Regions from separate parts of the Homo sapiens genome. Here region 2 is linked to region 1. The links are chromatin loops, found by intact Hi-C in ENCODE. Cell type or tissue: CD14-positive monocyte. All regions are shown on one strand. Each heading gives the region's core, and the rest is flanking DNA. Links, peaks and the distances in the headings are about the cores only.

Region 1 (2,922 bases), core at 98-2,597:
AACAATAGGATTGCCTGCCTGGCAGCTGCTGTAGAAGTTTTGGAAATACAGGTCCTTAGTAAATCCTCAAGGTCTCAGGGGAGAGTAAAATCCAGGCCTTTCAACACAGGATACTCAAGTTAATCTGGAGGTCTAATCCACTTAGAGTGTTGCTTTTAACTCCCATTTGAAGCGACAGAGAGGCCAGCACTAAGGCAGATAAGCCCTTCCCTCTCAGTAGGGGCTCGGCCACACCAGCACCCCACGGGTAACCTTTCCGAGGCTTGTCCAGTTACATTACATGACATGTTGTGATTTATATTTTAGCCCCGAGGACAAAGCCCAAAGAACTGTGTCTCTGTGAGGTAGGGCCCCCTGGCTTTCTTTTCATCACTGGAAACCAGGGGCACCTCAGAGGCCCCATGCTGAACAGAAAAAACGCTACTGGGGCACTCTGGATCCCTCTTTATGGATGCGGGGAGCCAAAGCCTCTGGGCTGACGTGGACCACATTATCAGAAAAATAATGACCACACTCTAAAAACAAATAGATGACTCCGGGGCTGTGGGTTTCTGGCTGATGTTCATTCAAATGCAGAAAGCAGACAGTGCTCTCCCTGCAGCTCTTCCAGACAGGTCCATCCTGAATGCCCCCCGTGGAAGGCCAGACAGGCGCAGCCAAAAAATAAGTTGATAAATAAATAAAACAAAAATAAACAGCCAGAGTTATTATTTTCAAAGACATAATAGAACATGGACAACGGAGACATTAACTCATAGGAAAGAGAAATAGATATTTAAGTCATTTCCTCTTCTGTAACACCTGACTTTTAAATTGGTCTCCACTTTATTTTTAAGAACTTGAGTGATTTTTAAGAAAACAAATATTTCGGATACTTTAAGTCACTGTATTATAGTACCTGCCTTCCCTTCTAAGGATATAAAAGTTGGAGGTGACACTCCTTTTTCCAATTTCCCTTTTATTTGTAAAAGTAAAAGGATGTGCACACATTTACATGTGTGAGTGTGTGAGTGTTGGGAGGCGGTGGGTGTGTGCATGTGTGTGTGTTGTGTCTTTCCTCCTACCACGACCTCTGTAAACTGATGACCTTCCTCTGGCCCTTGAGATGATGCATAAAGTGCAATTTGTAATTGCAATGTCTGATGTTGGGTTTACGATGCAATCATATCTTGCTTTCCCCAAAGGCTGCACCTAACCACACTGCTGGGAGATTCTGCATGTGCCTGGGACCTACCTAGATCCCAGTTTCCTCATCGATACCACAAGCCAATCAGAGCAGATGACATTGAAAGTCACTCTCCTATTAAATCCTATGAGGCTAGAAAAGTTCAGTTTTACCAAATGGATGTGTTAAGAGCTCATTTTCTTTTCCAAAGGACTGACAGGCAGAATGCCTTATGCAGAAAGACCTCTGGGTAGATCGTATTTCAGGAACAAGAGTCCCCATCCCAGCCCTCATGCTGACAGATGACCCAACCTGCCAAAACTACATTCACACTTCTCTTTTTATGAAGCATGTGGATAGCAGACATCTTAGAAGGAAGTTGCTGAAAATCATTTTAGACTCAGTAGGATAAGAGGTCAGAGCAATTAAAAATTAAAAATGGCAGTTTGCTTATTAAAATGTGAGATCCCGAGCTCTTTGAAGCCCCAGACCATTCCTGCATATCTCAGTTCCCCTTGGTGCAGGCCCTGGATTTAAAGGCATTCTGGAGATGTTTATGACTTGAATTGAGGCCACTACCAATTCAAGGGTGAGAAACAGTCATCAGCAAATATTATGGCACCAAACTCTAGAATGGCTGGTGCCCTTTCATAAGAGTTCATTGCTCTATGGGGGGGATTAAAGCATTTCATATAAATCCTGTTTATGTTTTCCCAAGAATGTGTTTAAAGTATTCAGACACAAGTAAATGTGACTGGCGTCCTAATCTCACCGCAGAAGATAAAAGAAACGTTTCTCTTTTGAAGTGAGTAGGTAGCAGCTCCATTTGTTCTTCTAAATTTCCCTGGAAAGGGTTGACTGAGTTGAAGGTGTTGGAATGGGGAAGCAGAAACCAGAGAAGCCAAAACCATCACCTCCGCACCCCCTCGAGGGCCTCTCTTTCTCAGCTGTGGAGCTGATACCCTCACTGAGTGGGTTCATCCCTTGCTATTCCGAGCTGGCAAAGCGCAGACACCCCGTCCACATCCTTATAGGTCCAGAGCTGCCTTGGAGATCTGAACCCAACAGGACCATCTCAGAGTCCACAGCCAGCCTGAGTCAACGCTGGACTCTGTACTGTGAAAGGTATGAGCTCTATCAGGGTCTTGGTCAGACAAGGATTCTTGGAGAGAACCCAGACTCCTCAGAGAGGCAGGACTCATTCAGAAATCTACATGGCAATAAACCTTGCTCTCTGGAACTTCCAAGGCATTGTCCCCTTCCACACACCCTCCCCATGCTGGAAGTTCTGAATGCCTGGTCCTAGGAACTCATTAATTTATATTTGCATCAAGCTTACATGATGGCTATGGGCTGTTTTAAGAATCATCTTGACAGGGAAACTAGAAGAGAAGAGATCATTTCAGCTACCAAAGTGGAGGAGAATAGAATCGCAGAGGGGCAGACTGAATGTGCCAGCAACAGGTGCCACTGTCTTTCCAACTCTGCCCCCTGGAATGGTCATCCTGGGACACCCTGGAGCCCCAGGCCCTCTAAGGACTGTGTTCATTCAGCTCACTGGAAATCAGCACTGAGGGTCAAGAAAAACCACAAGGCCCACCCCCAGAGCAATGAGAAGGACTCTCCCTGGCAGAATGAAAGTGTGGTTCTGCACCTGCTTCCCATCTCCTTAGAAGCCCTCAGCCCTGTGTGCTCTGCCACCTCTGCATCCAGGCCGGTGAGGTACTCCAGGACACCTTGAATGAGAGCAGCAGCCT
Region 2 (2,922 bases), core at 227-2,726, 73 kb before region 1:
ACTGCAGTATTGTCAACATAACTTTATATGCACTGGGACACCAACAAATTCATGTGACATTGCTTTACTGTGGTGATCTGGAACCGAGCCCACGACATCTCCGAAGTCTGCCTGTATTTGATACCCTGCTTCATGCCTCAGAGATCCTAGTTATTTTCTATAAATCTAACTTGCTTATTTTGATAGTAAATAAGCTAAATAAAGCGAAATTATACCTCACCCACATATTCTAAGCAGTTAAAGACATTTGAAGCCTCCAATTTGCAGACTCGTAACTCTGATGATTGAGAGGCATAGCTGAATGACTGGTGGAGAGAGTGATGTGGTTCTCAGGATGGCTGGGTGCTTTCTCTCTGCTTTGATGCTCCTCCAGAGGATGCTTCATTACTTGCAGGATAGAGAACTGATTAAAAAAATACTAATAAAGAAATATATTATCTTGAAAGTTTGGCCTGAAGAATTCAGTATGCAGGATATTATCTCATGCTCAAGTAATTGTTAATCTCAAATGATTCATAAATCAATCCTTAAATACACCTAGTCATTTTGCCAAATTTCACATGTGTGTGTATAACCCAGTACTGACAATGATTTATAATGTAGTAAAATGGGTACAAAGACATTTCGCTGATGGCAGTGTACATCGATACAACTTTTGGAGAGTGCTATGGCAACCGTATTTCAAAAACAATAAGAAGGTTCACAATATTCAATTCAATAATCTCACTCCTGAGAATTTATTCAGGAAAAGAGTCCACAGGAATAATTCAAAGAAGAGGAAAGATTACATACATAATAATGTTCATTACAGAAGCTATGTTCTAGTGAGGCAAACATAAACATAAGTAAGGAATGAAATATATCTATAGATGGTGAAAAATGACATGATGCGAATAAGCGTGATGATGTGATATGATGCAATAGAGAAGAATGGGAAGGCGTTCTGTTCATATGATGTTCAGGGAAATTCCCTCTGAGGGGAATGACCTTTGAGCCAAGACCTGAAAGTAAGAATGAACCAGTCATGTGAAGAGCTCAGTGAAAAGCATCCCAGAGGACATCAGCTACAAACATGTTGAGATAGGAAAGAGCTTGATAGGTCAGGAAGGGGATTATCCATGTGATCAGAATGGGGTGAGCCAAAGGAGAGAAGCATAGGTAGAGTTGGGGTGGGAGACGGTAGACGGTGTGATGTGTGAAAACGCTAGAATCAAAGATGCATGCGATGAGCCCCGCTACATGAAGGTTTTGCATGCATATGAAGACAAACTGCGGGAAAACATAGAAAAATAAAAAAGAATAGTGTATTTTTTTAAAAAAATTGCTGTAAACATTTTTACAATATTATTTGCCCAAAATTAAGATTGACTTGGTTGAATATGCAAAACACAGTCTTGATATTGCACCATTATGACATGAAACCCATTCTCCTTCACCCCTATGCCCATTCCCACTTCATTCCCACCCATTCCTGCATGGTAGATGTAATCTTCCTTAAAGACCTTCTTTTCCGCTGTAGCATGCTCCATGATGCCAACCACAACGACTGATTCACCTTAAACCCACGAAATTGAATTTACCTTGAGAACTCAGTTCACTTTGAAAACCCCTAGAAACATAATTCTATAGTTTTTAACCCTGTACTCAAGTCGCTCACAGCCTCAGGGCAGAGTTCTTATAATACAAAAATCTGCCTTTAATAACAGTCTGAACTATTGAGCCCCAAGGAATCAGAGGAGCAAGGCTATCTGCAAAATGTAGAAAATGGACAATGCCTAAATCCATTCACATTTTTCAGGTGAAGCAAATAAAATTTTAATAATCAATATTTTAATAATCAATCATCAGTGGGCATATACCGTTAGTGCTCACCCATACCAATGTGCTCATGGACATTTTCGGGTCTCCTCTGCAGTTAGGTAGGGTGGGCCATTTGCCGAATATGGTCTATGGAATGTGAACGGCAGTGAAATGTTCCTTCCAGACTCGGCATCTGGTATGATTTCCCTATGGTTTCTTTTCCTGTCCACATGGCTGGGACTGAAAGGATCCAAGAATGCAGAGCACATGTAGAAGGAGGGCAGATCTCTGAGTCACTACATGAAGGAGAGCTGCCCAGAAGAGCTGCTGGACCCCATCAGGCTCCATGTGAGTGAGAACTAAACTTGGATTGTTTTAAGCCTCTGAGAGTTCGGGAGCCATTTGTGACAACAGCTAGCACATATTACCTTTCCAAATTATGACATGCTCTATGAGATGGATTTGCAGAGTCGTCCCACTTCCTCTGTTTTTTTAGAACTCTTATTTTCATAAAATATTGAACCATATGTCTCTTTGGAAGACACCAATTATATTTCCCAATCTCAATTATTATGTCTACAGTAGAAAAAGAAACCTTAAGATTCTCCAACATGGAGAAAACAAAACATGGCCTAATAGACTCGTGCTGCCAGATTGATGCTGCCTGTAAAAGTCCAAAGAGCGCAATGGAATTCCAAAGGATCTCTTCGTTTGGGGTTTTGCTTTTTCCTGTGTTGCTCCTTCTGCCTGAGGTGCCTTTCCCCTCTTCTCTGCCTGTCACCATCTCACCAATGTTGAATGGTCCAACTCAAATATCAGCTCTCCTTCAGAACCTTTCTCTAGCCAGCCCCAGGCAGAATTAATCACTTCTTTTTTTGTCCTTGAAAAGCTCATCGATGACCTCCTAGATGACAGACCCAAGGTCTTCTTTTCAGTCTATATCCTATTTGATCTCTTTTGCATTTGTTAATATTAAAAACCTCCTCTTTATTTTTTTAATATCCTTTTTTAGTATTTGAGATTTTGCTCCCTATGCATTCTGTGCTTACCTTTCTCACCACTCTTCTCACCCCCTCTTCTGGCCCCTTCTGCACTTTCTCCTTAGATGTTGATGTCTCCCTG

The links. Peaks named below come from ENCODE experiments on the same cell type or tissue, not always from the same donor. Only the 100,000 strongest peaks of a DNase experiment are listed, where the experiment ranks them.
Region 2: a loop joins it to region 1, with 1.8 times the contacts of the local background. A loop is called at or near these places in 5 of 110 quality-filtered maps.

The regions. Positions count from the first base shown.
Region 1 is chr18:10,200,402-10,203,323 of GRCh38, reverse strand. No RefSeq gene overlaps it. Among named protein-coding and RNA genes, the nearest start is that of LINC01254, 210 kb to the left of the region's middle. In CD14-positive monocyte, for the core only: no CTCF peak of the experiment used is centred there; a DNase peak (open chromatin) is centred at 1,463; H3K4me3 peaks cover 636 bases; H3K27ac peaks cover 1,273 bases.
Region 2 is chr18:10,273,697-10,276,618 of GRCh38, reverse strand. No RefSeq gene overlaps it. Among named protein-coding and RNA genes, the nearest start is that of LINC01254, 140 kb to the left of the region's middle. In CD14-positive monocyte, for the core only: no CTCF peak of the experiment used is centred there; no DNase peak of the experiment used is centred there.